Regions from separate parts of the Mus musculus genome. Here regions 1 and 3 are each linked to region 2. Evidence: chromatin loops called from intact Hi-C (ENCODE). Cell type or tissue: left cerebral cortex. All regions are shown on one strand. Links, peaks and the distances in the headings refer to the core of each region. The heading gives the core; the rest is flanking DNA. Region 1 has its middle 74 kb from the start of 3100003L05Rik. Region 2 holds the start of Hs3st4 (heparan sulfate (glucosamine) 3-O-sulfotransferase 4). Region 3 holds the start of Gm30560 (a long non-coding RNA gene).

Evidence for each region. Hi-C counts contacts between places; a loop is a spot of excess contacts. Peaks named below come from ENCODE experiments on the same cell type or tissue, not always from the same donor. Only the 100,000 strongest peaks of a DNase experiment are listed, where the experiment ranks them.
Region 1: it touches region 2 in a loop (2.5-fold over the local background); 2 of 42 quality-filtered maps call a loop at or near these places.
Region 3: it touches region 2 in a loop (4-fold over the local background); 3 of 42 quality-filtered maps call a loop at or near these places.

The regions. Positions count from the first base shown.
Region 1 is chr7:124,778,078-124,788,662 of GRCm38, forward strand. No RefSeq gene overlaps it. Among named protein-coding and RNA genes, the nearest start is that of 3100003L05Rik, 74 kb to the left of the region's middle. In left cerebral cortex, for the core only: CTCF peaks have their summits at 4,944 (motif pointing left) and 7,118; a DNase peak (open chromatin) is centred at 4,946.
Region 2 is chr7:123,976,187-123,986,771 of GRCm38, forward strand. Hs3st4 (heparan sulfate (glucosamine) 3-O-sulfotransferase 4) reads left to right here and starts at 6,642. Exons shown (of 2, transcript NM_001252072.2): 1 at 6,642-7,707. The coding sequence starts at 6,995. It overlaps Gm26974 (a long non-coding RNA gene), which reads right to left and starts at 7,268. Exons shown (of 4, transcript XR_003946874.1): 1 at 7,139-7,268; 2 at 3,268-3,335; 3 at 2,576-2,687. In left cerebral cortex, for the core only: no CTCF peak of the experiment used is centred there; DNase peaks (open chromatin) are centred at 5,521, 6,100, 6,520, 7,200 and 2 more places; H3K4me3 peaks cover 3,082 bases; H3K27ac peaks cover 1,209 bases.
Region 3 is chr7:125,389,555-125,400,139 of GRCm38, forward strand. It overlaps Gm30560 (a long non-coding RNA gene), which reads left to right and starts at 8,427. Exons shown (of 3, transcript XR_001778357.1): 1 at 8,427-8,629. In left cerebral cortex, for the core only: CTCF peaks have their summits at 4,325 (motif pointing left) and 4,524; DNase peaks (open chromatin) are centred at 3,284, 3,932, 4,296 and 4,591; H3K4me3 peaks cover 947 bases; H3K27ac peaks cover 1,011 bases.

The DNA of each region.
Region 1 (10,585 bases), core at 1,058-9,057, 800 kb after region 2:
TTTCAAAAATGTTGAGAAACTTCCATTTTTGTTAGGTTTTAGATCTTTTAGTTAAGTTGGCAGGCTGGGGTTGGTGGTGACAGGATTGGGGGACAGTGGTTGGGGTGGGAACACATGAGCCTGTGGTGAATGGGGTTGTACAAACCAGGGACGGCTTTGGATGTTGTATCTCAGACATGCAGCACAGTTGGGAGACAGAATCTCTCACTGGCCTGAAACTCAGCCAGTTCATCTCACTTGGTGATTCCTATCTTTGGCTCATCAATGCTGTGACTGCACAGACAGGCCACTGGGCCTCCCTTTTACAGGAGAGCTGAGGATCAACTTCAGTTCCTTCTATTTGCACCTCCAGTCCAAAAAGAGGTTTTCATTAGAAATTAGGGACTTCATTAAACCTTACGTCTACATTTGTGAAGTTGTCATATTTTCCCTTCTTCTATTTAGTTAATATTATGAACTGCAGTTGAGGAGTCCAAACTTAGAATACACAAAATACAATTTGCAAAACACATGAAACTCAAGAAGAAGGAAGACCAAAGTGTGGAAAATTCAATAAAACTCAAAATCCTGGCCTCAGTGCCAGGATACTCCACAATCAGCGCATGCCAACCTCATTACATACAATGGATTTAGATCTGACTTGTTAACAGTTTAGTCAAAGTGTTTATGACTATCTTCGTGGGGTTTTGCCTTGAAGGTCAATGCTTCCCCCAAGGAAGTTTGTGTTAGATACGTGATCACCATCTGGTGACTCTGTTTTGGGATTCGGTAGAAGCTTTAAGGGGCAAAACTTTACTAGAGGAAGGAGGTCACAGGAAATGTGACTCTGAAGATTATACTTGGTTTTTATTCTGATAACTTTCATTCGCGTCCTAAATGGCATAGTGTGAGCTACCATGATCTGCCACAGCCTTTCTACAGTAATGGATGCATATCCTATCACACCCTCTCCACTATATAATGAAACCATAAACAAGATTCTGCAGGTATTTACACAGGAATATAACGGTAACTGACATAGAAACTTGAACCCAGAGTAAATTCATTGCTCCGACTGACTAGACTTGACCATATGCTTCTGAAGTCCTTGGAACTACTTTGTTTAAGGAATCCAATTTGTAAACCTTCAGAGAAGCAGGCTGGACAAGGTCTAACATACTGTTGTGGTCCATTTAGTGGGAGGCTCTGGTGGGATCTCAGAAGACACTGTCATTCTAATACCAACAGGAATAACATAAAATGTAAAATATTTCCTAAACTCTGACTCAGTGGTAAGCTCAAACATTTATGACATTTGAATATTTTTATCCACTTCAAAATACTCTATAACTTACCACTTGGCTTCTTCCTCAATACATGGGCTGTTTAAAAGTTCTGTTGGACTTCCACCTACTGTAGGAGGGAGAGCTTTAAGCCCCACATTTCTAGAGCAGACCCCACTATGGGTAGAGAACTTATTTAGTTGTTCATTTGTTTGTTCATTTGCTTGTTTGCATATTAATTATTTTAATTGAAGATGTATGCCACTTGCTAAGAGTGAGTTAGGATTGTTTTTTTAAATAAATGTATAGCAAATCACAAAACTGGACCTGTGGATAGGGCATAATGTACAAACACCGTACAGCATTCCCACCTGGATAATATCACCCACCATGCCAGCACCATGATCAGACACAACTTGGGAGAGGAAAGGGTTTACAGGACATAGTCCTTCACGGAGGGAAGTCAGGGCAGGAGCTAAAGGCAGGAAGTGAAGCAGAAACCACAGAGGAATGCTCCTCATTGGCTTACTCCCTGGGCTTTCTTAGTGAGTTTTTTTTTTTTTATACATCCCAGTATAGTGTGCCCTCCCACATCAATATTAATTAAGAAAATGCCCATACGCTTGTCCACAGATCAATCTGATGGAAACACTGAGGCTCCTCCTTCCAGATGACCTTAGCTCCTGTTGAGTTAAAAGCAACAACCAAAAGCAAACAAACCACGGCACCAAATAGTTATCTTTTTTCAATTTCCTATGTAGCTATTCCGTTTACATTTCATACATGTGTACAATATATCCTGATTATATTCATGCCCTTAATTCTCCATTTTATAATACATTGAACCCTGTTAGTGCTGTTCAGATGCATGGAAATGTGAGGCCCCAGTGGGTGACCTCATACCCTTATGACTCTGGGTCCCACTAACCAGACTCCATGCTTTACAAACTCACTCGCTGGGGCATGGATAATCTATGTGTGGATGACTGCACACCCATTTATTGCTCTTGATGAAGAAATCTTTCAACATCCTTTCTTCCAGCTTTTGGAGAGTCTAGTACGTTGTGGGTCTTTATATTTGAATTCTTTTAAATTTTGAAAGATTTATTTACTTATCCATTTTTTAGATAGAGTCCTACAATGCATCCCAAGTTGGCTTCACCTCAGGGTTCCCCTGACTCAGATTCCAACTGCTAGAATCAGTTTCCACACCTGGCTAAAAGAGTTTCCTTGCCCTCAAAATGATCTATCGTGGTAAATGCTGTATGTTCCCCCTGAAAAAAAAATTGTACGTGTTTCTATTGTTTGGTGGAGTGTATTATAAATTTGAATTCGGTAGAGTTTGATGGTAGTGCTCTCGAACCCATAGTGTGGCTAATTCCTTCTACGTACTCTGTCAATCATCAAGAGAAAAGTACTGAATTCTCAGGCTATACTCTCTGTTCATCCAATTGCGATTGCAGTTTTTCTTGCTTCTGCTTTAAGTCTGGCTGGTCCGTGTCCTTTTTAAGAATTGATTCTCTGATGATTAGCAAATGGACTTCCAGATCATTGGCAATATTTTCACATTAATATAACCATGCCAGCTCTCTTTGATAATAAGACTTTACACGGTGTTTTCCTTTTTAATTGTGTCAGCCTCTACATTGATACCTCATTTCTCACAGGCAGGATGTGTTTGAGCCCTGCTCACCGAATCTAATCTGACAACCTTTTGCATTTTCCTGTCAGTATTTACACCAATGAACTCTTACTATTATCGTCATCGCCATGTGTCTGTCAGGACAAATTGCTGCTTTTCCCAAGTACTTTCACACTACAATCAACCTAGATCACTGACACCATATGTATAAGAATTTTCTCCCCAGTGAGTAACTGATCACTTGTGTTTGATGGACACCAGGTGAAGATCCACTAATGTGATCACAGCAGACACTATCCACCTGGAAATGGCATCAGAAATTACTTCCCAAACTGTCCCCACCTACATTTCAGACATCTGTGGCAAACCCCATGTTCTTTAACCTGTCCTTTTGCCTAGCTATAAACTAGAATCGCAACAGCCCATTCTTTGGCCTTGATTAATTTGTTTGAACATCTCAAAGAATTCAAAGGAATGTTTATTTATAAAAGACACTACAAAGAATATGTCAAAAACCTCATTAAAAGATGTATGTGTATGCATGCATGTGCATGCTTGCATGCATGCATGTGTGTGCATGTGTGTGGTGTATATATTCATTATGTGTGTGCCTGCATGTGTGTATGTGTGATGTGTGTGTGTCTGAGTGCTAGCATGTTACAGTGTGTGTTTGTGTGTGTGTTTGTGATGTATATGTGTGTATGGTATGTGTGCACATGTATGCATATGTTTGGCATTGTGCATATGTGAAGTGTGTGTATGTGCGTGCGCACACGTGTTATACATCCATGTACTCAGAGGTCAGAGAGCTTAGGGTCTCTTTTAGCACTTCATCATTCTATTGTATTAAGGTGGGATGAGGTCTAGGCTGGCAGCCAGCAAGCCCTAGGAATCCCCCGACTCTGTCCCCAGTACAGACAAATACACACGCACCCCTCTTTGTTACATGAGTGCTATGGATTTGAAATCAGGTCTTCATCCATCTGTGGCATGTGCTCTCACCCATGGATCTATATTGCCAGCCCCACTGTGACTTCGGTGTTTTCTTGCTGGCTTTAGCATTCTCAAAGTCTGCTGGGAGAGGCAGTGTTTGGCTTACACCTGTTATCCTCTTTCTCCATAGCTTATTTTGAAGGCCCCAGTGATAAGTTACACATTTCCTTCTGTTCACATTCTATGAGAGACATGAAAAAAGTATGGCTCCTTGTCCTGCAGAGGCGTTCTGAGCAACACATGTTCCTGCATCCTGAAGGGGGTGACAAGTGTTACTGCGTGGTATCATCTCTTCATGTTTATATTAGCATTTCCCAAAGGTTACTTTGACCCATTATTTTTCCTTCATTAAACAATTACTTCCTAAGTAGTTGGCACCGTCTCCACAATGCTCAAGAGCACCAAAGTGAGCAGAAAAGCAAAACAAACATTTCTGGTGACTAGGTTCTTCTGAGCATTCTACTTGCAAAACTAGTCTGTTTGTTTATAAGTGTAATAGCTCATATTTACTAAGATTGAATTGCGCACTAGACCATTTGTTTGGTGGGTACCATGGATTATTTCATACTCCCCAATTTTACTTTTACTGTGTATATGCTACAGCAAACAGGCTGCTCACAGAGCTGGGCTTACAGTCGGGCTTTAATGTTTGAACCCAGATGCTCCAGCCATGGCTTAAGGTTCTGATAAATCAATTGGCTGCTGTGAAGTTTCTTTGTGTTGTCCTTCTCCCACCCTCTCCTCCTGCTCTCTCCTCTTTTCTCTTGGATAGATGCTGTAAAGCTCACTCTCCACAGCCAAGGCTTAGAATTCAGAGATGTTTTGTTCCTAAATCACTAATGTAATAACCAGGTTTTAAGCACTCATGAGAAACCTAGAACACTGTCTATTCTCATATGTAACAGTCTTAGTGGGAGAGTATGAAGATGTATTGACTTACAAGAGTGCAAGAGTGTGCAATTAAAATCTTTTTTTTTTTTTTTAAGATCCATCATCATGGCATGGGTGTGCTTATCAAGATAGACAATATCGACACCTGCTGGTATGTAATGAAATCGCATCCCACCTCTGCAGGCCATCACAATGGCCTTGGCCAGAACTCCTTAATACATGATCTCAGAGTGACAAAAACGAGACACACTGTCTCAGGTCTTTCAACTCAACTTTTCCTTGTTGTAAGCAACTCCTAACTCCGAAACAATAATTTATTTTATCTGTAGAAGTGTTTGCCTCCATATGTTTGTATGTGTACCATGTGCATGTCTCATGCCCAGGGAGGCCAGAAGAGGGTGACATATCCTCAAGAACTGGAGTTAGATGTGATTGTGGGCCTCCACGTATACGCTGGGAACCAAGCTCAGGTCCTCTGAATGAGTAACGAGGGGCTCTTAACCATACCGAGCATCTCTTGAGGTCCCCACTTTAGCAATGACCTCATTTCGTTTATGTTTGCCCTTTTCCTAGTCTGAACCTATCAGCACCTCTCTGGGTACTTTCAAAGCATTCTTGTCACCTCATCACAAGTCAGTTGCCTGGGTTTCTTGGGCTCTACCTAGATAGAAATCGTGGGTAGCTGAGGGGAAACCATTCAAATGGCTCTCTGGTGCCTTCCTTTCCCTCAGAGTTACAGCACCTGTAGACAGAAGTAAGCAGCAACTGGCAGCACTCCCTATTGCCAAAGTACCTAAGCAGTCCTCGGGAAGCAGGCCCTTAGTCATATACAAGTTACATTCCTCACGCAGACCATGGGTACCAGAGCCCTAGTCCTTGGCAATGGCCAGTACTACAGCTCTCAGCCTGGGACTAAACCTCTTGGCCTCAATACCTTACAGCTCTCTGGTTCTCTTCCGGTGGCCAGAACCTACAGGTTTATTCTCTGGGTCCCTATAGGCCTCTACCCTCCTGTAGTCATTTCTTTCTCTACTTCTCATCCCTTCTTCCTCTCCTGGTAACCACTGAGTAGTAATCCAGCTGTTTGCTTCAGCCAGTTAACCAGCTTCTCACTGCTGGCCTAACCTCTCTCTATTGTCTCTATTGTCTCTCTATTGTCTCTGATTGCACTCCTGAAAAGCAGGCAAGAAACAACTACTCCTGAAGATATTTTTATTGGGCTTAATGTTCTAGCAACAGAGGAAGAGTCTTCTAGCTGAAAATCTGAGTGAACATAACAACTACTTTTAATTGTCAACTTGACACAACCCAGAATGACCCAGCAAAATAGTATCAATGAAACATTATCTAGATTGGGTTGATCTGCAGCCATGTCTATGGTGGACTGTCTTAAATCGATGAGGAAATGTCCAGCCCATTGTGGGTGGCATAATTCCCTACCAATGGGGGTTGTCAAACTGTGCAACTGTGGGGAAAAAGTGATGAACATAGGAGGCAGACAAGTAAGCATGCACACGTTCATTTTCTCTGCTCATGACTATGGATGTGATGTGACTACCTGCTTGAAGTTCCTGCTTTGACTTCCCCACAGTGACGGACTGTGATTTGCAATTGCACACTGAAATAAACCACCCTCTCCTCTTAGTTGATTTTTGTTGGGATACCTTATCACAGAGACAGAGATGAAACTAGGACAGTACGCCTAAGAATCCTGATTCTATGACAAGGAGGAGGGGTATCTTGACTAACCACAGCCATTTGTTTTGATCAATCATAGCCATTTGTTTGGACTACTGTCTTACTTTGTTTTCTCTTGCTGTGATAAACACGGCAAAAAAGCAGCTTGCATAAGAAAGAATTTACTAAGACTTAAAATGTATGGTCCATCACGAAGAGAGGTTGGGGCAGGAACTCAAGGCAGGAACCCAGAGGCAGGAACTGAAGCAGAGGCCATGGAGTGCTGCTTACTGGCTTGCTCCCTAAGACTTGCTCAGCCTAGTTTTTGATATAACCCAGAGTCACCTGCCCAGCAGTGGCACTCTATTCAGTTGAATAGACCCTCCCACATCAACCATTAATCAGAAAAATGTCCTACAGAACTATGTACAGGCCAATTTGACAGAGACATTTCCTAACTTGAAATTCCTTCTTCTCAGATGAGAAGTTTGTGTCAAATTGACAAAACAACAACAACAAGAACTAACTAACAGACCAACCACATCTTAACCTTTTAGCTTCAGTCATGGTGTCTGACATTTATACTAGGGACTAGTCCCAGCCTAGTTTTCCAGCCCCAATCTCAGCAACCCCTTTAATGGGGATAGTGCGCCCCCTGTGGCCAAAGTAGAAATAATTCTAGAACCATCTAGATTTCTTAGAGGCTTCTTCTAATGGAGAAGAGGCTGCTGAAAACTGTCTTCAGGAGCCAGGGTGTTAAGCCACAATCTTTGTTTAATCTTATATTATCCACAAAGTGACCGCAATGGCTGCTGCTGGCAGGGAGTGCTTCAGCTGATCATGGAACTGAGAGTTCCTTCGCTTGGAGTGAGGAGGAGAGCCAACTTCCCCACCCCTAACAGCTTTGCTTATTTGCTAAAAGGAAGCAGTAATCCTTGTAGTATGCACTGAAGGAACACTAAGAACACCAAGAAAAAATTAAACAGATTTTTGTAGTTTAAACTTTTTAAACCCCAATTTTTATAACATTTTCTATAAATGTTTTAACCTCTCTTTTAGCCCATTCCCCAACAGAAGTAGAAAGTAAACGTTATTAGGATACAGGGAAGTAGATCTGTTTAGAAATGGGTCTTTGGAGCAACTCCCACCTGCGTTGTCCGCAGTTCAGATCACAGCACTTAGCAACAGCAGCTTGATCCATTCACAAAGACTTTATGAATATATCGGCAGTCCAGTTTAGTGGTGTTGGGATAGTAAACACGAATCAGTAGTAGTGGCATTACCTAGCAGAAACAGCCAGGCCTCAGCTAAATTGGCATGAGTCAGCAGGAGCGATTAGGTCAGAAGTTCGTCGACATGCCTCTCTTAACAAAGTGAAGATCAGGGAAAACTCCAGACCAAGAAGCATTGTAAAGCGAGCTATGCAATCCCCTGTCATTGTCTGTTGAGTTCTATTTATACTCCCGCCAAACATCATGTGTCCTCCATGGGTCTTGCCTCAGCATGTGAGTCTGTCTTAGCAAAACCTCATGTGCGTCTTTATTAGCTGCCGTCACTTTGCCAATTGGCCTGAGTCTACGGCACCAAGAAGCCACCAGACCACCATTAGAAGGGTTTCAGTGCCTTTCTCTCTATGGAGTCACAACAAACAGAGCTCAGCTACACGATGGGAGGCAAGCCAATATACATGTGTATTGTTAGTGAAGAATCCTTTATTGCGCATCCTTTTATGCGTGTGGGTTTTTTTGTTGTTGTTTTAGCAAATCATCTTTTTACCTGTGTCTGCTTCAGGAAAACACTCCTTCATGTGTTTGCCCCAGCAAATCATCATCCAACACGACTGACTTTCCAAAGAAACCAGAAGTTCTCACTTTAGATTTTAACTGTGCTAATGCCCAACTGGTGCTCACGAGGAGGGTCCCTTCCCTAATCTGCTCACTCTAATCTGTTTCTGGTCTGGATCTGACAGAAGGGAGTTTGGATCAGGGCCTCATATGGTTTGGACCCAGTGAATGAAGATGTGGCTGGTAATAGGCTGTCAAAGAGGGAAGAGCAGCAGGCAGCCTTCCTGGCATCTGTGAATGTGACATGCTTAATGTTTTCAGGTGGCTTTTCAGTCAATACTCACAACATTTTTTTTAATAACTAGCAATTATTACTGGTTATTTAACAGATAAAATGATCTAGTAAAAAATTTTCCACCTCCAATTTCAAGTCTTGGGTTCATGGAGCTTAAATAATTTGCTTATGAGCTAAGAGTCTATGTCTTCTTGGCTGTCCCGCCTCTGCAGAGAATTAGATTGTATAATAGATATGTACCTGTGCCGTCTTACTTGGTAATCAACCTTATTATTTTGGCTTCATTTACAGATGAGGAAAGCAAGACTTCTGCAGAGTTATGCAGCTAGGGAGATCCTGAAAGCAAAATCTTTTATTTCACCATATCCCATGCTCATTAGGAAAACCACTTAAGTCATGCTGTTCCACCTACCAGCTTTCAAACCAAGGACAAGGTCAGCTGATCACAGTATAATCATTTACCACATCATTGGAAATGTGTGTGTGTGTGTGTGTGTGTGTGTGTGTGTGGTGTGTGTGTATAAGTGTGCCGCGGTTGGGGAGGTCATGACAGTGCTCTTCTTAGAAGATAACTGATCAAGTGGGATTATTCATGATGTACGGATGGCAGGTACTATGTGATGTGTTATCAGAAAATGACTGCACCCTGCCTTGTTCCGAAGAAAATAAAGACATTCCATGGAAACTTTCTATATGGACTATCTGTTCTACAGGACTGTTCCCTTCTTTCTCTCATGTTTCCCAGAAGCCTGAGTTGGCAGCACAAAAGCTGTGTGTCAGGCATTGGATGCCACAGAGAGCTACCGTCTTCCCATCACAGAGCCAGAGTCTGTCTGCCATGTGAACTTCTGGAGTCTTCCACTTTTCTTTAGCTGCCAGAATCAGGCTCCAGGCTCCATTAGTCTGGTCCATACTTTAGCATTTCTATTTTGGGTTAGCAGGCAGCTGCCTGGGAGAAGGAGACAGAGAAGCATGGGTATTCTAGGAGGTAAGCTGACCTCCAAGGGCTCCTCAAAGTTTCTCCAGCAAAGAAAAATCATGAACACAGAATAGAGTCTGTCCCTGAAGTGGCAGAGCTGGGAAACACTTCCAGCATCATGTTTTTTAACCCTCTGCTTTGACCAGGATCTCTAGGGAGAGTAAAGGAAATCCCAAGATAAAGGGGGCTCTGGCCTGGGAACTGAAACATCTCCACCTTCACGTGCTTGTGCCTGTCCTGCACATTTCTGAGAACTACTTGCCTGTGCTTCTGGCACTGCCCTCACCTCAATAGGTCTTGTAAATCCCAAATACTTCTTCCAGTTGAGTCTTCATAAGCCATCCATCCATCTGTCCATTGCTCTCACATTAAGTATCAATTACCAAAATAAACTGATGCTATCCAAGACTGGCCTTAAAGAGCATCAGTCACATGGGCCCAATGTAGACCCACGCCTCAGGGGAGCAAGGTGGAAGAAAGAAACTAAAGGTTGTTAGGGAGTTCGGAACCCCTCAGAAAGCAGCAGGTATGTGAAACAGGCCTTGGGGGAACTTGTACAGGTGGGCCAAATGCAAAGAAAAATGGGTGTTTTTTAATTCAGGTTCTGAACAGTTCAGTAAATGTCACTTTGGGTTCACCCACGGAAGACAATTATTCTATCTCTGTCTCTAAGAAAGATTTCCAAGTATCTCATTATGGATGATATACAAGTTCTAGTCATGCATTGGCTGTCGAAGTCATGTGGGTCTGGTACACTGATTCTTGGTTATCTTCAATAGAGAGGAGACTCAAGCCAATAAATATCTCAGGAAAGTAGATACCTAGACCCAGATAAGTGAATGAATAATCATGCTTATAAATGCTTAGCTGCTGTGTTGGTGTGTCTCAGGAGAGGTGTTGGCTGCCACTGGGACACCTGGACAGGGACATCTGCACAAGAATGAGACCATAAGTGAGGAAACAATAAAACATAAATACCACCAATCACACCATTTTAGCACCCAGATGCATCACTGCCTGAAGTCATGTCTGGCTTATACTTTCCAACTACATGCATCAATT
Region 2 (10,585 bases), core at 882-8,881:
AAAAACGTGTGTTGGGAGAGGGAAGGGAACGGAAGGAGAATAGAGGAAGGGGGAAAGAAGGAGGAGGGAAGGAGGGAGAAATAGAAAGGGAGTTATCTTTTTCTTCTTATAGAACCACTAGAGAACCACAGTCTTATGGTGTTAGCAGCCTGCCTATTTGTCCTCATTTAACAATAACTCTCTTTTAAAGACCCAGTCTCCCCACCCCACCCCACCCCCACCCCACCCCCAGGACAAGGGAAGGAGAGGACTATGGTGCACTTCATAGTCATAAGTAAATCGTAAATAAACACACAGGAGTGTTCTCATTTGCATGTAGAAAAAAGTACAGGAATATTTATATCCTTAGGGGATACAGATATGACTTCCTGACTTCCTGTGCTGGCTAGTTTTTATGTGGACTTGACATGAGCTGGAGTCATTTTGGAAGAGGCACCCTCAATTGAGAAAATATCCCCATCAGATTGGTTTGTGGACAAGCCCGTGGCACATTTTCTTGATTAATGATTGATGGGGTAGAGCCCAGTCTATTGATGGCCCCACCCCTGGGCTGGTGGTCCTGAGTGCTGTTAGAAAGCAGGCTGGGCAAGCCATGAGGACAAGCCAGTATGTGACATTTCTCCATGGCCTCTACATCAACTCCTGTCTCCAGGTTCCAGCCCTGTTTGAGTTCCTGCTTCGACTGACTTCCCTTGATGGATGGACTACAAGCTGTAAGATGAAATAAACCCCTCCTCCCCAAGTTGCTCTTGTCAGGGGTGTGTATCTCACAATGATGGAAACCCTAACCAACACACTTTGGCCCTAGCATTCTCAAGCCCATGACTTGATCTCCATGTTTATTCTGTTTCGAGATGTGCTATTGAGCCAATTATCTTTCTGATAAGCATTGGTTAATTCTCTTCCCCAGATTTTGCCACATGAGACTTTTAGCTCAAAGCAGCTCCTGATTTCTCAGTTCTTTTCCAGAGTTGGGTCCTACTGTCCCTGGTCATCAATATAATGTTATTGATCTTCTGCTTCTTGCCTAACAGTGTCTTATGTCCTGCCTTCATCATTTTAGTTTGGCTGGAAAGTCTATCCAGTTTCCCTTCAGAATTTTCCAGATGTGCATCTTCATTATGTGCTGTGTTTGAGGAAAGTGTTCTTCTATATTGCTTGGAAACTTAAAACCAAATTTGTACAACAGAATTCTAATATTTGAAGAATGAAGCTCCTTAGGATTTTGTCAATTTTAAAAATTTTATTCCTTTTATTCTATTACATATATTTATTTGATATTTGTTTGTTGGTTCTATTCTTATCTTATTTTATTTATTTCTATTATTGTATTTATTAGTGTGTATTTAGTGTGTAAAACAATGAGATCCACTATTAAATTTCATATACGTATATCTGTCCTTTGTCCATATTTAGTTTGTTTTACTCTCTTTTGTGCTCCAACTGCCCTTCCTGGTAATTCCTTTGCTCTTTCTGACAACACCCCTGCCCGGTTCAGCATGGCCTTGGTAGGTGTGGAAGGACATGGTTCCCACCCATGGAACAGGGCCAACAGGGTCCAAGACTGCTGTGGGCATAAGGCTTGTTTGTGTAATGCTGTACATATTTTTATGTTCCTCCTTCAAGAAATACCCTTCCTGTCAGTGTCAATGACTCTGAGATAATCAGAGATAGCACTGTCTGGGAGATGAAGGTGTGTCTAATGTCACACAAAATGCTAAATATTGGGACCTTCAGGACAGCCCTTAAGGCTGTGGGAAAGAACTCTAAAAACATGAGGTCAAAAATATATAATTTCTCAACTCTGCAGAATATAAAGAAGCAATATGAATTGTGTGAATGGCTTCATGAATCAAAAAGAACAAAAGCAGCTGCAGTATGAGCCCGCTTGTCAGAAAGAATCAAGGGGCTGGGTCATGGGATGCTGTGTCATAGAATAACCAAAACAGAACCTGGAGTAAATGACTGGGTTGATATGTAAAATAAGAGACTTGGCTTATGGTATGCAAGAGATGAGCTATCCAGAGAATTTTTTAGAATTGCAAAAAACACTTTGGAGAGTTTTCTCGAGTAGAGCAGAGAGAGAGACAGAGAGAGGGAGAGGGGGGAGGGAGAGAGAGAGGGAGAGAGGGAGGGAGAGAGAGGGAGAGAGAGAAGAGGGAGGGGGGAGGGAGGGAGAGAGAGGGAGAGAGGGAGGGAGAGAGAGGGAGAGAGAGAGAAGAGAGAGAGAGAGAGAGAGAGAGAGAGAGAGTTAGTTTCTGTGTCTGGAGATCTCCAGAGAAAGCAGAACTGAGTAGAGTAAATGCCAGTCTGGAAAGCTGTAGCATATAGACCGCCAGCTGGGATCCATGGTTTGACTTCCAGCTCTGGGACCCACGGTTTGACTTCCAGTCAATTGTTTTTGCAACTCCCAGGCACCCCTTCTCTTCAAAGCCCTCTCCAATCTGAGACTGGTCCTTGGCACACCCTACCCCTTCCATGTCATGTGCAGAGACACACACATGCAGTTGCACAAACACACTATAGGTTGTGATGAGAAAGGTGTGATACCATCTTTCTGGCTTATTTTACTCACCATGATGACCTGCTGCTCCATCAATATTTCTGAAAAATGTCGTGGTTTCATTCATCAGATTTCTTTATCTCTTCATCTGCTGCGGGACATATAGGCTGGCTCTGTGTCTTGGCTGTGTGGCAATAAGCACATATGAGCAGGTTTCTCTAGGTATGACAAGCTAGAGTCCTCCTGAGCTAGAGCCAATGAAAGTCAAATCAAAATGAGTATGTGGACTGTAATCAGTCAGACAGTCTGGGTTGTGCTGCTATAACAAGCAAGCCCTACGTCTTTCATGTTAAGACTCATGCAGGATTATGCCTTGGTTGTATGCATGTCACTGGGTCTGTATTCTTCTGAAGGAGCTCCATCTGCTTCTTCCACAGTTGCCTATAGGACTGTGTCTCTGAGCTTCTACCTAGAAGGGATGTCCTTCCTTCTGATCAGGCTGTGTTTCAGTAGCTAGAACATTCCATGGCCACATGTTCTGGAAGGAATCCAGAAAATCACATCCCTTCCATGTTCCCACAAGGAGGGTGGACAGTGTCTGGAGAATAATGACTATTAGACATTCTCCTGACTATTGCTGCTTACTTAAAAAAAAAATCTCTTCAATTAAACAACTACCCCTCCCCCAAATCCTTCTGGTATTTTTCTTTTTAAAATGTCCAGAAAACCACAGTTCAAGTGACTCAGAGATAGTGTCTACTCACCAGGCTTTGAGTCACAGCTGTCATGTTCTCAGCAGTTTAGGAAGTTACACTTCAGTGAACTCTGTGGACTGGGATAGAAGCAAGGGCATGCATACATTTTTCAGGGACAACATTTTAATAGGAAAAGAAGCAGGCAGGTTCTGAGCCAAAATTTAGATCCAACTAATTATTGCTGGCCACCACACATCAGGCACACAGCCAGGTATCTTTTGCATATGTTAGCTAATTCAATTCAATCCTTAAAAAAAAATTCAGGTGACTCTTATCATTCTTTATTTAACTACATAGAAAGTATGCAAAAAAAAAATCTGCTCGGAAGCTATTAACTAGTAACTAAGGTTACTAGTAAGGTGTGTCTTGATTCTGTCACCTGAAGATGCAAAAGCATAATACAGTATCATCATAGAAATTGAGACCACACTTATCAGGCAGGGCTGTGGGGTGCATGAAAGGTGAGACTTCCAAAGGAAAGAGGTTGAAGTTTATTAGTTAGGGAAAGATCCAAAAAGGGCATTAACAGAGGCGAGAAGCATTCCTCAGGGGCATTGATCCACTTGCTATTGCTGCCTAGGATGAATAGAAATGAGGTGTTGGGAGGCCTGGAGATGCGTTGGGAGAAAGCTGTGAAAACTCAGATAGGCCTGAGTGAGCACGGATGTTGGCAGTGGAAACAAAACACAATCCTACTTCTCCTCTCCAGACCCAGTGGGCATTGCAGCTTGGAGTTGGCATTCTCTCTACATAGCATCTTTTTATTCTAAGTTTCTTAAGGACATGTTCTCAGGGACCCCTTTTATATAGAGAAGCATGCAACTACCTCAGTATAGATTGCACAGAGTTTCTCTCTAAGAAACAGAACACACACACACACACACACACACACACACACACACACACACAGAGAGAGAGAGAGAGAGAGAGAGAGAGAGAGAGAGAGAGAGAGAGAGAGAGAGAGAATGCATGCCTCTTCCCCATCACTTCTTGGACATGGTGTTTGACCAATAAGATGTCATTCATTGTTTGTTTGTTTGTTTTGATGTCATTCTTTTAGGTATCAGAAAGAAAAGGGATCCTGAGAAATCTTCCTGACAAGATTTCTCAGATAAGAGTCATAAATGTGCAGGCACAACCCAGATGGACAGGGGAAAACACAGAGCCTGTAGGCTCTTCTGGAAGGCCTGAGTTCTAGATCTGAGTTTTCAGGCTTAGTTGTGGTTTGTATGTGCTTGGCTCAGGGAGTGGTACTATTAGGAGGTGTCTCCTTGTTGGAGTAGGTGTGGCCTTGTTGGAGGGAGTGTGTCTCAGTGGGGGTAGGCCTTAAGACCTTCCCCCTAGCCACGTGGGAGCCAGTCTTCTGTCTGCCTTTGGATCAAAATGTAGAACTTTCTGCTCCTCTAGCCCTATGTATGCCTGGACGCTGCCGTGCTCCCACATTTATGATAATAGACTGACCCTCTGAACCTATAAGCCAGCCCCAATTAAATGTTGTCCTTTGTAAGAGTTGCCTTGGTTATGGTGTGTCTTCACAGCAGTGGAAACTCCAACTAAGAGAGTTGGGTATTCAGAATCAGTAAGTAGACTGATCCTCCAGGGAAAGTCTGCAGTTTTCAACCATTTGGAGTCGATTTAAACATTTTCCCTTCTTCCTGCTGCCTGCCAGATATCTACTATCAGCTTGCCCTTTCTGGGCTACATTTTAACACCATTTTATGAAAAAAATTTGTTTCCCAAGTCTGAGAACACATCTTTAGTGAGAACTGCATACAGGGCAGGTCTGTTTTGACTGCCGAGAACCGAGAGAGTCTGAGAACTGGGGGTCAAGAGCAGCAAGGCTCTGGCTTCAGCATCCTAGTGCCCTAGCTAGCAAAAGAAGTCCAACCCGAGGCAGTGGCAACATTAGCAGACACCGAACTTCCTATCTGACAGCTGCACTTGGAGTTGAAGGAGGGCTGGATGAAGTGGCATTTCTGTCAGCTTCAGCTGGTCCTTCCCATTAACATTACAGTAATGGAGTTGTGTGGTGGTTGAAGAAAAGCATCGCTAGTTACAGGGGGTGATTTACAGGACACCAGACTCCGTATTTCAGAGTCTCCTGTGTACCATAAAAAATGTATTATAAAGGAATAATCTTTATCTGAACCGAAGCTGCGGTGTGGAAGACTCATGTCCAGCTGAGAGCAGCAGCGAGCTTTTGTTCACCCAGGGAAAAGTCCCCGGTCTTCGTCATATTTGATTAACATTTTTCCTCTCTTTGGCACTAGGTATCTTGTTAATATTTAGACATTATATACATTTTCTTTCAACTATTGTTCCCATTATGAGATCAAATAGAACAGGAGAAGCCAGCCTCTGCAGCAGAAGAGGGAGAAAGCTGATAGTCTGGGTAACCAGCTAACTGTGCCTAGCAGGGTAGAGCACATTAGAGCCAGTGCCAGTACTCACGAAGAAGGGCTCCTGAGAGCCTCCCTAGATGGACGCTCCCCCAGTTCTAGGTTCCATCTTCCCCTTCTCCTGCGCTAAAGGCTACAACAAACCAGTCCACTTTAGAATCTCGCAAAGCCTTTAATACCACCGAGTGAGAGGAGGGATGGAAATCTCTCTGCTAAGCACAGGCACCTAAAATATTCAGTGAAGTGACACGCAGACATCCCTCTGCTTATTTGGTGTTTGGAGGGATGAGGACCCCAGTCTGTGTCAGCTCAGGGAACCCCAAGCTCCCTTAGCCCGCAGTGCCTCCCACAGGGCACAGGTGGGTGCACCTGTGGTTAAAGGGACCCGGTAGGGGACAGCGCCATCTCCCAGCAGAAAGTACAGTCTCTGGGTGAAAAGGCAGGGGCAAAAGCTTCTAGTCTGGGAAACCTTGGGGTCTGTGTCAAAGCTCCACCCATCAGGAGCCTCAAAGATAAGGCTGGGGAGGTGGAAGTTGGGGTGGGGAAAGAACTGCATCAGAAAGCAAGGCAGGAGAAAGCTAGGGAAGAGACAGTCAGAAATGGGCTGAGTTTTCTCAGAGTCCCATCGGAGGAGACCTGGGGGAACTTGTCACTGCTAGGATCTCAGCTTCTCCAGCGCAGGACGGTCCAGGCCAGCTCTGGGTTACAATTCCCTCCAAGAGTCTGGAGCGAACGCTGGCGAGCGCGGACACCTCCGACTCCCGTGGGAGCGCAGCGCTAGGGCGGGGCGAGGTCCTCCGCGCGCGCTTGGCGGCGGCTGGCGGGGGCCGGGATCTCCGCTCTCCCGGGCGCCCCAGCCTTGGCGCACGCCTCCGCTCTCGCGCACCCCCTCCGCAGGCACGCGCGAGGCGCACCCCTCCTTCCCCGGGCGGCGGCGGGCGCGCGCCCGGCCCCCTCGCCTCCGCCCCTCGGCGCCGGTCCTCTCTCCCGGCAGAAAGTTAGCAGCAGGGAAGGAACTCGGGGCTGCGGGAGCGGTAGCCGCGGCAGCGCGGGGAGAGCGGGGCGCTGCGCACGGAGCAGGTGCCGCCGCGACTAGGCGCCCCCCTCGGGCTCCTGGCCTGAGGTTGAGGGGGGCGGCGGGGGCTCGCGAGGGGAGGGGGCCATGCGTCCGGGCTTGTCCCCGGCGCAGCGGGACGGCAGCCAGGGCCGGGGGCGCAGCGGCGTCGCTCCATGCAGCCGGGGCGGCTGGGCGGCGGCGGCGGCGGCGGCGGGGGCGGCGGCTGAAACCATGTCCGGGCAGCGCCGGGGGCCGCCGCCGCCGCGAGCCGGGAGCCGCGATGGCCCGGTGGCCCGCACCGCCTCCGCCTCCGCCGCCGCCGCCGCCGCTCGCCGCGCCGCCGCTGCTGCCCGGCGCCTCCACTAAGGGGCCGCCGGCGCGCAAGCTGCTCTTCATGTGCACCCTGTCCCTGTCCGTCACCTACCTGTGCTACAGCCTGCTGGGCGGCTCGGGTTCGCTGCAGTTCCCGCTGGCGCTGCAGGAGCCCCCGGGATCCGCCGCGGAGCCCCCGCCGAGCCTGCTGTCTCCCTCGCTGCCGCCTCCCCGCGTGCGCCCCGGCGCCTCCTCGCCGCCGCCGGACAACGCGAGCCGCGGGCCACCGCCCGAGCCCCCCGAGCGCTTCACGACTCCTGCGGCCGACGGCTGGGGACTGGCGAGCGGCGGCGGTGCTCGGGACGCCTGGCCCAGGAGCCCGCCTGCCCCCGGAGACGCGGTCACAGAGCAGGACGCGCTGTTGGGGCGCGGGGCGCAGGAGCCAGGCGCAGCCGAGGAGCTGGAAGGCCGGAGGGCGGCCAACGGGAGTGCGGAACGGGGCCCCGCCAGCACCCCTGATTATGGGGAGAAGAAGCTGCCCCAGGCACTGATCATCGGGGTCAAGAAAGGAGGGACACGCGCGCTGCTGGAGGCTATCCGAGTCCACCCGGACGTAAGGGCAGTGGGCGTAGAGCCGCACTTCTTCGACAGGAACTACGAGAAGGGGCTGGAATGGTACAGGTAGGAGGCTGCTGCGGAGTGCCAGACGCATAAGGGGTCCCGAGAGCCCATAGCCAGAGCATCCAGGGGAGGGCAGTGGGAGCCCTGGCCTGTTTGCGCAGAGTCCCGGTACAGATGAGAGAACAGGACTCCAGCTAAAAGATCACTTTATTTCTGGGAAAGGGGAGGAGCAGGTGCCTTGGAGAACTACCAGGCTTCAAATCTGGGAATCCCCAGCTCTCCCGCCTGTCTGTGGGGTGTTTCCCAATCCAGGCCAATACAGGGCGCTGGGCTTCTAGTTGAGAACAAGCGGAGGAATGAGACAGGAGAGCTAAATTGACGACGAGCTTTGAGATCCCCAGGAATCAATCTAAAGCGCCCTCAAAAGCGTTTGTGTGGCTGGAATCCAACTTCAGTGTTTTAAGGTCAGAGCAAAATGAACAGTTAAAAAAAAAAAAAAAAGACGGTGTAGGCGCTTTGGCTATTTCCTACCTCTGTAACTTTATGTTCCTCTTGGCTGAATGAACACTGGGTTGATTTAGTATCAGGAGCCTAGGTGTCTAGATACCAGTTGGTGCTATAAGTATGTCTGTGCCCTGTGCAGAGATCCTTCTAATTTGAGCATCCTTGGAGACAGACTGGAGTTACTTCTGCTGGGAGTTATATACCTCTTTCTGACAGGACACCATCAGGTGTTGGAACTGCGAGGGAGGAAAGGAGCAGGAGAAAGTTAAGTGCAGGTCAGATAGCGATTATCTGTCTTTCTTGCCAGCCCCGACATTAAAACAACATTGGTGCGTGCACATGCTCAGAATGCAAGCCCCTTTCTCTCTTGTCCCTCCTCTTTCCTCCCTCTTCATATCTTTCTGGATAACAGATCTGGACGGGTGGCCCCATCTCGATCACATTTCAATAATTAATTGCAACTGTCAAACAGAAACAGAGCCCTTGTCCGCTGAAGCGATGCTATCAGTTCCACAGAGCCAATAGGTAAAATGTCCTGTGACAGGGTTGCTTTCCTGTGGAAGAGACATGCTTCCTGGGTTTAGATTACAGCCTGGGAAAAGTTTGGGCCATTATTTTGGGAATACGTAATAAGCATGTGTGTTGTGACTGTTTTCTCCCACTTTTGAAAAAAATTGTCTTGTGCCTTAAAAGCTGCAGAGAAGTACACCGAGCCATAAACATTCCAGCACATCACACTGAGACAGGGAGTGTGTCTGTTAATGTCTTGTCTGTTTCAACAGCAAGAACTAATTGGGATATTTTAGGAGGCTTCAAACAGTCCCTTCCTATCAAAACATAAAACAGCAAGTGCCTAATTTAACTGGAAAAAAATCCTTATTTATAACATCACAAGCCATGGCTTCCAGTTTGTGATTATAATTAAAAAGGTGTTAGGATGATTAATGCAACAACAGCAAAATAAAGACAGGGGAAGATGTCTGGGAAGGGTTCAGCTGTTTGCTGGTGAGCTACAGGAATGTCCTGATTTTTTCTGTGGGGTAGCTTTAGCCATCGGAGGGGAAGCAGGCATCCCCCCTCCTGGTTCTAATTTTAAAGCTGCGCATCTTGTGGGAAGTGTCAGATGCCCTTTAAGAGAGGAATAAAGATCAAATCTTGCAGCATGTGTTTTGGGTGGCTTTGCTGCAGTGGGGCTACAGAAAGAAGTGATTTATTTGGATGACCAATAAAGTTCACGGGAATGCTTGAACGAGGAAGTCCCTATCTTGGGGCCAGGAGAGTTTTCTAAATGAAAGGAAAGAGATGATAGATTTCTTAGGTTCTTTTACAGTGATGCCAAGATGAGATACATAAGCTACCTCACGGTCATGGCTACCGAAGGTGTGCGGTGTAGAGATAATTCCAGCCTCCTGATCCCAGCCAACATTTGTGGCATGTGTGGCTTGGTATTTGTTAGCCCTTAGTAGAGCTGCTAAACACAAATGGTATGCCTAGGGCAAGGTCAGCTTGGGCCCAGGTATGAGAACCATTTGGTATCTCTTGGTCCTCAACCCCTGGCCCTTATTCTCTTGCCATATAGAGATGCAAGACTGAGTGATGCTGATTGGAAGTAAGGCAGAGACTCTCTTTAAGAGCAAGCCTCATGGAAGTGTGTGACCATCTAACAACACAGGCTCCATTAGCCACTGAAACATGGCTGATGGAAAGACTCCTGGAAGCTCCTGGGGAATCACTGGTGAGCTTCCCAGCCTCACAGCTGTGCTTTGAAGACATTTGTGAGACTTCATTAGTCTTGTCTTTTCATGCCTGCCCTGAGCCTCTCTCCCATGTAGGAAGAAGGGATGATAGATAGATCCTGATGTAGAAATCTGAGTAGTGGCTTTGATTCAAACCAGTTGTAGAAACTCTTTGTCTTGGTTCCCAGAGCAACTCTAGACCCTAAATGATGGCATCTTAACTTGCCCGTGCCATGTCTGCTGTCTACAATCTGGTGGCTTCATTGAAGAAGCACAGGTTAATTAAAGGTTTTAAATTTTCATTATGTATTTAACCATTTACCCTTCACTTATTTATCGTTTGAAATACTCCCAGTTGTCCACTGGTTCTGCAAGTGGTCCTGGATTTTGTGCTTTGAGCAAGAAGAGCTGGGACAAAACTGGAGCTGCTGTCAATGTGACTGGCTTGGGCTTCCCTCCTAGCTAACAAATCAGCTTTAGCAGGTTCATTTCTGTGGCATCACTCCAGTTGTCCCTAAATCCGGGTTTTCCTTTGTACCTATGCTGTCGATCTAATGGAATGTAAAAACACTTCGAAGATTAGAAGATGTACATGCGATTTTCAGGGCAGCACTGGACTAATGGATTAGGATGTGTGTATTCAGGCTGTAGAGATGCTTAGCCTCAGCGGTGGACTGACCCAGACGGTCAATGGTTAA
Region 3 (10,585 bases), core at 1,268-9,267, 1.4 Mb after region 2:
CTATAGCCCAGCCCAACAAGCAAGTTCCCAGGGAAGCATACAGTGTCACAGCCCGTGGTCCAGGCCACAGGGAAACAGATACAGTGTCTACACCTTCAGAGCAAACACCAGGAATTATGGTCTTACAAGCACAGCCCCATGACAGGCAATGAGACTGACTCTGTGGGAAGAGCTGGCATGGTAGTGATCACAAGCAACAAATGGGGTCTAGAAACAAAAATAAAAAAGTCTAAAAATGGGGGTGTGGGTTGTAGTGAGAAGGTGGTCAGATCATGGGGTCATTCGGGAATATTCTAGCCTTTCTTCAGAGTATGCAATGAGTCTTCATTCTCTTTTATGTTAGATATGCTTCTCCTCCCCACCCCAGCATGATGTCATTGAGCAGCAGTGAATCATGTTTTGGTTTTTTTGGGTTTTTTTTGTTGTTGTTGTTTTTTTGCAGGCAACATGCTGGCTGTGTCCCCCAGGGTCTGAGAGAGAGAGAGAGCTGAGCCTAACATGGCAGATTTTAAAGGAACTGTGGAAAAGCCCCAGGGAGTGAGGCGGTAGCTTGTTTATTATTGCAGCATAACACATCTGCCCTGACTGGTGTAGTCAGGGCTCAGGGGAGAGCTGAGGAGTGGGGCTCACTTGAAGCCTTCCTCACTGGGTAGGTTGGAGCCTTGGTTTCTATTTCCAAAATGGCAGGGTAGGGGGCGGTGCGTGGACTTGGTTAGGATGAGGAAGGACTAAGACAGTATTTCCTTCCCTTTCTATGTCACCAAAACTTGGCCCTGCAAGCAAAGGTGCCACATCCATCCAGACTGCTGTCACCAAGGGAGAAGGACAGTCAATGATAGCAGCCACCTTAATCTTTATTCCAGAAATTTCACTTGATTTTCCTGGAAGGGGCCATGGGGATTTTCTTTATTACATTTTGAGGTTTCCTCTTTCCCTCTGTAGAGCCTGCATTTGTCCCCATTTCTACCAGCCCCACTGAGCAGCAGCAAACCAGGAGCTCTTAGAAGGAGTTTGTAGAGAATATCAAAGCCAGGTGCTCAGGGGAAGGGGGTTTGGGGGAGCAGTGAGACAAGAGCCTCCCAGGTGGGACCTACTTCTCCCCTCAGCAGGCCCCTCCCATCAACAGGCCCCTCCCATCAACAGGCCCCTCCCATCAACAGGCCCCTCCTATCAGCAGGCTCCTCCCCTAGAAGGCTGTAGGGTCTGGGACACCCCAGTGAGCAAAAGATGTCAGCCCTACCTCCTAAGTCTACAGGAACATATCTGAACAAATCTCCAATACATTATCGATCCAAAGGTCATCTTTATGAACCACTAAGAAAGAAAAAATGTTGCCAATTAAACCACAATACCAGACTTTGTTAGCACTCCAGCCTTTTATTTTGTATGTATCAAAAGAACTTCCTTAAACTTAGTGAGCCATAGGTTTATGATCATAGATTATGCATATAGAAAGTGGAAAATACCCACAAAACTAACTGGCCAGAATATCTCCACACATCTTCACACCAGAGCCTGACACTGCAAGTCGCTTTTAGCTTGGAGTCACTAATATTTTTTTGCGTGTTCATTGGCCAGTCTCTTCTAGGGAAACAAGAGGAGCTTGGTGACAGAGCTTTCTGTAAGAGGTTTCCGGCATTGACGCCCATCAGGTTCTGATGCAGGCGCAGTCTCGGCTGTTGTTCCTCAGGAGCTGCCTGCCTTGCTGTTTTGGTTGGGTTTGTTTTTTAATTCTATTTGCTTCTTTATATTAATGAGTGTTTTGCCCGCATGCATGTCTGCACGCCACATGCATGCAGTGCCCAAGAAGGACAGAAGGTTGTGAATCACTGTGTGAGAGCTAAGAACCAAACCCAGGTCCTCTGGTAGAGCAGCAGGTGCTCAGCGCTGAGACATCTCCTCCACTTTGTTTTCTGAGACAGGATCTCTCAACCGGACCTAGGGCTCAATGGTTAGGCTCAGCTGCTTAGCCAGTGAGTTTCCAGTGGCTGACCTGTCTCCGCTTAGCCGATGCTGAGATCAGAAGCACAAACCCCTCAGTCTGGCTCTTTAACATGAGTCAGGGAATCAAACTGAGGTGCTTGAGCTTCCAAGACAAGCACTTTACCCTTGAGCCATCTCCCCAGCCCACAATGCTGACATTCTTAAAAATCTGATAGACAATTGTGTCACACTCCCAGCAGTACCAGCAAAGACTATGGGATGTCATTGATTGTAATGAGAAAAATTAATTCCAAAGTGTGAAAACGTGGAGAGAAAAACTATACTCCGTTAAGTCAATTGACCTGCACACCTTCCCCCAGTCTACATTTGAGGCAAAAAGAGAAGAACCCAGGGTCAGAAAGGGTTAAACTCCAGTTCCAGCCATATCTCTCCCTAGCTATGTGATGTAGCAGTCAGGGTGGGCTGGGATCTGCTGCAATAACAAACAGTACCCAGAATCATCTGTCTGCACGCACATCTACTGCAGGCTGGGCAACATGACAGAGGGATGTCCTCCAGGCTCAAACAACAGTTTCGGGGGTGTGGGGGGGAGCCTAGGAGAACACAGAGGAAGTTTCCTGTTTTGGACTGAAAAGGTTTACTCTCACCTCCACTTCCCTTTGCCGGAACAAAATAAACAGTCTTAGCTAACTGCAAACGGCTGGAAAGTGAGATTTACTCAGGAAGAGGAAAAGAATAAAATATGCCAATAGTACCATCTAGAACAGTGACCTCATGGAATTCGTTAAGCCTTCCCAAGCCTTGCTTGCTTGGTTCTGGTAGAAAAGACTATACTGGACCTGTCCCACCATGCAAAGGATACCGGGGACCACTCTGAAATGTTTCTGTCACAGGAGCACAGCTTGAAAACTCTGGCTGGGACTCACACCTGCACCTTCCCACCTGGAAAGGACTGGCAACTTCTCCCTCATCCGCCCCACCCCCATCACCTCTTAGGCCAAATAGTCGTAGCCCCCACCCCACCCCTATCTGCTTTTCTAATACTCATTAGATGACTCTGGACCCCAAAACTACTTACTTTCCTCCCAAGAGAGGAGCAGCCACACCCAGGAATCAGTCTTGGCCAGCAAGGCCTCCAAGACAGCTGTTGGGCCCGGCTCTGGAAGTTTCTCCCCTGGCAACTATGTGGGTGGCTCTGAGCCAAAGAAGTCCTCGTGGCAAAACTAGCAGGAAAGAGAGGGCAAAGATTCAGGCCAGGCCTCCGGTGTCCTACCCCAGCTCTGCCCACTGGGAACCCCCAGCACCATAGAGGACCCACAGATAAGCTTGGGGAACAGAGGAAATGCTGTTTGCTAATGGAATGTGGCCAGGACAGGCAGGCCTTCCAGAGCACAGCCTTGCTGCTTGGTGCTGGCCTGGGGGTGGAGGAGATGAGACTGGAGCTAAACCTGCAAATTCCTGGAACAGGGTGGAAAGAGCGCAGCACTGAATCCGAATCCCAAGCAAATGGGTTCCCCTCACACCCTTTGTCAACACTCAAAATCATTTTCAGCCTCCAACTATAACTCTATGTTACAAGCTGTGCCTTAGGGGGAAAGGGGGGGGGGGCAGAGAGCGCAGGACTCCCAAAACTTAAAACTGTGTTTGTGGTGCTGGGGGGGGGGGGGGACGCCAGGGACTCCCACTTGGTCAACAGGTACTTTATCTACTATCCAACAACCTAGCCCAGAGCTCAGCAATGTTTTAAAGCTTTCTGGAGAGCTTAGGCACAGCTGGAGTCCGGATCCAGGGAGCCATGCACTGTCCCCTGTACACTGCGGACCCTCACCACACAGCCTCACGGAGCCGCGAAGGTTGGTCTAAGGCGCAGAAAAGCTGCCCACTACCCGAAGTCGACTGGCAGGAAATCTGAAGTTATTCAGGCCAAATCCAGAAAGAGAGGAGAGTAGGAGGGCAGAAAAGGCGGGAGCGCGAGAGCGAGCGGAAGGGTGCATGGGTAGGTGGAAGACACTGTGAAGAGATGTGCAGAGGGAATGGAGGAATGAAATCGGGAGAGGACGGGAGGGAGGGAGGGAGGGAGGGGAGAAGGAAGGGAAAGAGAAAGGGAGGGGAGCTGCACATAGGTTCGATGAAACAAAGGGAGAAAAGCCGAATAAATGAGTCACAGATGGGGTGGGAGGGAGGGAGAGGAGCGCGAGGCTCCGCGCTAGACCTGCTAGGGACTTAGGACGCCGCTGCAAGCGCGGGCTCTGGTCGCAGGCTCGCAAACCTGAGCACGCGCGCAGTCTCAACTCGTGGACGCCGCTCAGGCTCTAGCAGTCATAAGGCCTGGGTGCCCCCTAGCGGTCATATGTGGCACTGCAGCGGCGGTGTGGCGGGACCTTGCACTCTTCCCTAGGGATGTGCGCTGCACCGAGTTCCCGAAAACTCCTCCTTAAAAGCCACTTCCTTGCTCTCGCTACAAACCTTAGGACCTCCTGCCCTGGCATCCTCTGGAGAGCAGAAAGATAAGCGCTTCCTAACGCTCTTTTCTGAAAAGGCTTCCTATTCCCTTCCGTGAAAACGGATCAGTAAAGGTGGGGGGGAGAGAAAATGGTTTGAGTTAATTTAAACTGTGTCTGCCGCGGGCAGCAATCCAAGAAAGGGTTTCCTTTTTTTTTTTTTTTAAGTCCTGGTGGAAGCATCAAGGGAAGCTCTTTGCTGCAGCCCAGCGGCCAGATGGAGCCAGGTTAGTCCAATGTGGAGGCTGCGGGGAAGAAGTCTCAGGCAGCCAGGAAGCCTAGGCCTGGTGGTGCCAGAGAATCACTGGGAATGACAGTGCTCATACTCGCTTGCAAACCCAGCATTCAGAAAGCAGAAGCAGAAATAGAGCCACAAGTTCAAGGGCAGCCTGGCCTCAGGACACAGCAATACCAGACTGAGCACTTTCCCCTCCCAGGCTGTTTGCATAGGTGAGCTTATTTCATGGCCAGAATCTTTGACGTTAGTACTATGTGTCTCCGTGTCACAAGGAGGAACCAGAGACCCTCAGGAATTAAAGGCACCCAGCTAACAAGTGGGTATTAAGCTGCTGGACCTTGTAGAACTTCAGGCTTCGGCTCTGCCTCATGGACAAAGCATGTGGGAAGTGTCTGGAGGCTCTCTCCAAAGTGACCCTGCCAGTGAGTACCCCGGGATGACCCTGGCTGTGGGTGAGGCTGATGACATCACAGTCCCTCCCACCTGTCGTCTCCCTCTGTGCTCCTCCACATCAAGGGGCACAGCCTGCCACTGGCATGGAGTCCCCAGCTTCTTCATCCGTTCAGCAGAGTGTTCAGAGAGTGTCTCCTCCGTGCCAGGCTGTGCTAGAGAGCCAGGAGACCAGACCGTGGCAAACACTAACTAGTAACAACCTGTGATAAACAGATCAGCCAGCAAATGCACAGTGTGGCTGCACATTTGCATGTGACAAGATTATGTACTAAGAGATGGCCTGGCCTAGGGACACCGATGTAAAAGCTCTTATTGGAAGCCGCCTCGAACTCAGAAGTTTACAACTATGCCCCAGCTCCCCCGCCCCATCCCTGGCCCTTCTTCATACCTGGAGTCTTAGACAAGGAAGCTAGGAGAGAATGAGGACCATCCCTCAAGGCGTTTGAACTTGACCCTGGCTCTAGACGGGAGATCATAGTGACTGTACAGCTCTCTCAGTGCTCAGCGCTTGACTTTGTTTACATCCTCACCACTGATCTCTGCAGTAAGCTTTTGAGGTAGATGCTCTTGATAAACCTGTATTTCCAGGCTCTAAAACCAAGGTGAACAGCTCCGTGGGGCACCAAGATTTTAGGAGGAAAGGGTTTTGTGGCACACAGTTTCAGGGATTTCAGTCCATGGTCACCGGCTTGCTGGCACATTGTGGTGGGAACATGTGACAAAAGAGAACATCCAGGAAGCAAAAGACAGAGGCTGAAGGACTGGGAGCTCCAATATCTATTTAGAGGCCACACCCCCATGACTTACTTCATGTCACTGGGCCACCTTCTAAAATTTCCAGCACCACTCACAGGCTGGGGACCAAGCCTCCAAATCCAGCTTCCAGCATCAACAACACACATTCCCTAGATAGTAGCCAGGGAGGCAAAGAAAATGTCAGCTCAGATCACTCGCCTCTTCTGTTAGGGACCAATGGAGGCAACACAGAAATAAAAGATCGCAGACAGGCATCTCCAGAAACAATTGCTCTTTAGCCAAAACATCTGGAGGTCTGCAGCCTCTCCATAGAGGTGAGACTGTGCTCACATGATGTTGGGGGGGCGGGTATTGAGGTCTTATAGTATGGAAAATGGGGAAGGTTAGGGCTGGAAGAGTCCATCTGGGGTCAGTTCCCCAGCAGTCAGGACATGGTAGAGGGTTTGGCCTGTGGATCTCCTTATTAGATGCTTTCACAGGTGTTATCAGACAAGTCAGCTTTCCTTCGGGACCCCTCGGTCCACCTGAGGCTTGTAGGTCATTAACCTTCCACCTTCAGCAGCTCTAGACTGGGAGTGGCACATACACTGTGATGACACCATGTACCCCTGACCTGGACAGCTTTTGTTCTGTAGTCTACTCTTCAGGCATTCATGTGCACATAAGGGTGTGGATACATGCACACACATAAAGGCACGCACACACACACACACACACACACCTTTGCCTTCTGCTCTCTAATGTGTGGAAGATTTTGACCAATAGGCAGTGCCAGCAGAGTGGACAGGGATATTCTCCCCCGTCTTCCTGTCCGCTGAGCTGTGCCAATAGCAACAGAGTCCCTCTGAAGAGAGCTGTAGGGACCTCCTCCAGCTGCCACTCATACTGGGGGGTTCCAAAGGCTCCCACAGAAGTTAGAAGCAACTCAAAGAGTAACAGGAACCCTCAATTGACTGAGCCTTTTCCCACCACTCAAAGAACGGACATAGGGTAAATGAATGATAACGTGAATGAGTGAAGTGACTTATAGTCTCTACACAACTCAACTATGGACTAAGGATCATCACCCTGCCAAGCCCTTCCATAGGGTATGCTATGCTTGCAACACGAATGAACCACTAAAGAGACGTCTCAAGGGGTGTTGAGCCTCTGCCAGGTATTACCAGACAAGAGAGAATAATTCTGCAGGATGCTGGAAAAGAGAGGATAAAAGTGAACAGGGGTGAGCCGGGATCAGAAAGGAAGCCCCAGGGGCTGACTGAGTTGCAGAGCACCTGCCAGGTGCACCCAAGGTCCTAGGTTTAACCCCAGCATGCCTCCAAAAGAAAATCAAACAAACAAACAACAAAAATAACAACAACAACAACAAAAAAGCCCTTCCTACCTGGACCCACCCAGTGAGGGAAAGGACCACCTTGGGAGGAAGTGAGTTCCTCCTCCCTCCAGCCAGAGGGTGTCAAGTGTGAAGAGGTGACTCCTACCTGGGGAGGTGGCTCTATTAGATAAAGGAGTGACCCCTTTTAACCTTAATAGGCTAAGAGCTGGCAATCAAGACCCCATGTGAGTGAGGGAGTCAGTCTGGGGCTTTCTTACCTGAACATGCACTTGCAGGAAGAAGAGAGTTGGTCAGAGGAGGCTGGAAAGAGGGAGGGAGAAGGAGGGGAAGCAAAATGAAAAAGAATGGGGAGAGAGGGGAGGAGGAGGAAGAGAAAAGGGAAAGGAGGAGAGAAGAGGGGGGAGAAGGAAAGGAGTGGGGTGGAGAAAGAGAGAAGAGGAGGAGGAAACATAAGGCCCCGGTGGAGGTCAAGTCTTTGAAGACAGCCCCCATGCTCTTTGGCTTACAATGGGTGATGCCCCAGTAAACAAACCATCCAAGGTTGAAAATATCTAAGTCATAACTGCCCCAGTGCCCCTCGCCTGCCAAACTCCAACCTCAATTCCCGGAAATGTGCCCAAAGCTTAGGTTAGCTTCCAATAGGGCAAAACCATTAAACACCAAAAAAAAAAAAAAAAAAAAAAAAAAAAGTCTGCTCTAGAAAAAAAAATGCTGTGTGGTCATACACACATACACACACACACACACACACACACACACACACACAGGCATTTTCTAGTCTTAAAGGGTGTGAGAATGCATGGTTCAGTGTGCAAAGAGTACCAGTGAGGATCCTGAGCTCAGCCACCAGTCCTGGTTCACTGCAGATGCCAGGCATGTAAGAGCATCCCACCACACCTCTCCAATGTGGACAAAGATCACAATCCCAAATCAGACGTCATGGTTTCTATTGAGCAAAGAATCACTTTGGCACCATGATGAAGTCAAAAGATGGTAAACCTGGCCACCATAAGTTAGGGAGCCTCTGTTTCCCACAGTGGCCCAACATAACAGTCAGAGTCCCCTGAGCTCTGCTGCTGTAACAAATGAACCGCTGCACCCTGACACAGTCAGCCTATTTCTCACTTGTGACAAATTAGGACGTCACTGTGGGCTGCTATCTGGATTATGTGACCTTCACACAAGAGGATCAGGTGCGCCAGCAGTTAAGTGCCACATGCCCCACCTACTCACAGCCATGGTCAGGACCTAGTCCCACAGTCACCGAGAAGCTGGGAGGGATGGAGACGTGCCTGGCCATTTGGAAAGCACCGATGTTTTCCTACCACAGGCCCGGCTCATAATGGAGCGCAGGATGATTTCAGATGGTATTTGCAGATAGTTTGCAGTGAACATAGGTAGGTAAGTGAAAAATATTAATTGCAAAATGAGCAAACTGTTCACAGATCACTTGTCTCCAAGGCCTTGCAAGGATGAGAAAGTATCTGCTTAGCGGTCACAGGCCTTAGCGTTTCTCTCACGCTAACATCACTGATCTGGATCCATGCCAGAGCTGCCTCAGACTCCAGCTTTCAGGACAGAATGTGTCTTACTGGGTTTTCTTCTTTTTTATGTGTGTCTGTACGTGCATGTGTACGTGTGTGTGTTTGTGTGTGTACGTGTGTGTGTGTGTCTGTCTGTGTGTGTGTCTGTGTGTGTCTGTGTGTGTTTGTATCTGTGTGGATACATGTGTGGGTATCTGTGTGTGTACATGTGTGTGTGGTCTGTGGGGGTACATGTGTGTGTGTACATGTGTGTGTGGTCTGTGTGGGTACATGGGGAGTATGTGTGAGTGTGGTCTGTGTGGGTACATATTGTGTGGTCTGTGTGTGTACATGTGCGGTCTGTGTGGGTACATGTGTGGGTGTCTGTGTGGGTACATGTGTGGGTGTCTGTGTGGATACACATGCGTGTGGTCTATATGGGTTCATGTGTGTGTGGCGGTGACAGCCTTGGATGAAAACCTCAGGAACACCACCCACTTCCTTTCACACAGGGACTCTCACTGGTCTGGAGCTCACAAGGACACTGGCTGGGCGCCTCAGACAGCCGCCTGTCTCTGGATTTTATGTGGAGTCAGAGGAACAAACTCGTGCCAGCAAGGCAGCTGCTTTACAGAGCCACCTCCTCCGCCCACATCCATTTTCTTGATTCCCTCCTACTAGGAGGAAAGGCAGTAGGAAGGCAGAGTCAAGCTTTCTTTGTTGTTGTTGCTATTGTTGGGGGCTGTTGTTATTGCTGATTTGTTTTGGGGACAGGTAGGACTCAGTCTCACTGTGTAGCCTGGGCTGGATGGAACTGGATCTGTAGCCCTCCAGAGTGCTGGGACTGAAGTGCATGCTACCACACATTTGCCACACATTTGCATTGCATCACCTGTTTTGAAAAGAGTCTTAACAATGGTGGAGATGGTGCCTAAGTATGCAAGATGAACTGTGTGAAGGCAGTGTGAACAATTAAAGTCTAGGAACATTGTTTCAACTGACAGAGAGATGATGTAGTCCAAGTACACTGTCTTGACTCAATACACCTACCTATTGTATAATGATTACCAGTCAGCTGAATGCACCCAGTCCAACCATGCTGTCCGAGAGCTCCAGACCCACTCATCTTAGGACCAACATTCCACCCCCTCGTGTCACCCTCCCTCACCCACTTCCACCTAAGTCTTCATCTAGATCCCACACAAGAGTAAGGACTCAGGGCAGGCAAGATGGCTCAGTGGATAAAGGCACTTGCCATCAAGCTGCATGACCTGAGTTCGATCCCTGTGACCAATATTATGGAACAAGAACGCTGACTCCTGCAAGCTGTCCTCTTGCCTACACACACAGACAGACAGAGAGAGAGACAGACAGAGACAGAGAGAGAGACAGAGACAGAGACAGAGACAGAGAGATCATTTTTAAATATTTAATATTGTACAAAGCTGGTCTTTCTGTCTCTGGCTTGTTTCCTCCATCTGCATCCATGTTGACATAGACACGAAGACTTCCTTCTCTTTATGCTGAATAATACTCACTGTGAGCCAGGGTCAGTGAGCTACTCAGGGGGCGGAGACAAGAGGAAACCCTTGCACCGAGGAGTTCAAGACCAATTTGAACAATGCTCAGAAAAATGGAGAGCTCAGTATGGCTCTGTGGTAGCACACATACCCAACATGCATGAGTCCCTGGGTTCCCTGGAAGAACCTGGAAGAACCATTTTTCATCGTGCACGGATTTATGTGTGTGTGGACCGTGACATGAGTGTGTGGAGCACGGATATCCCATTCTCTTTTTTATCCATCCGTGTACTCATCCTGTTTCTGCATCCTGG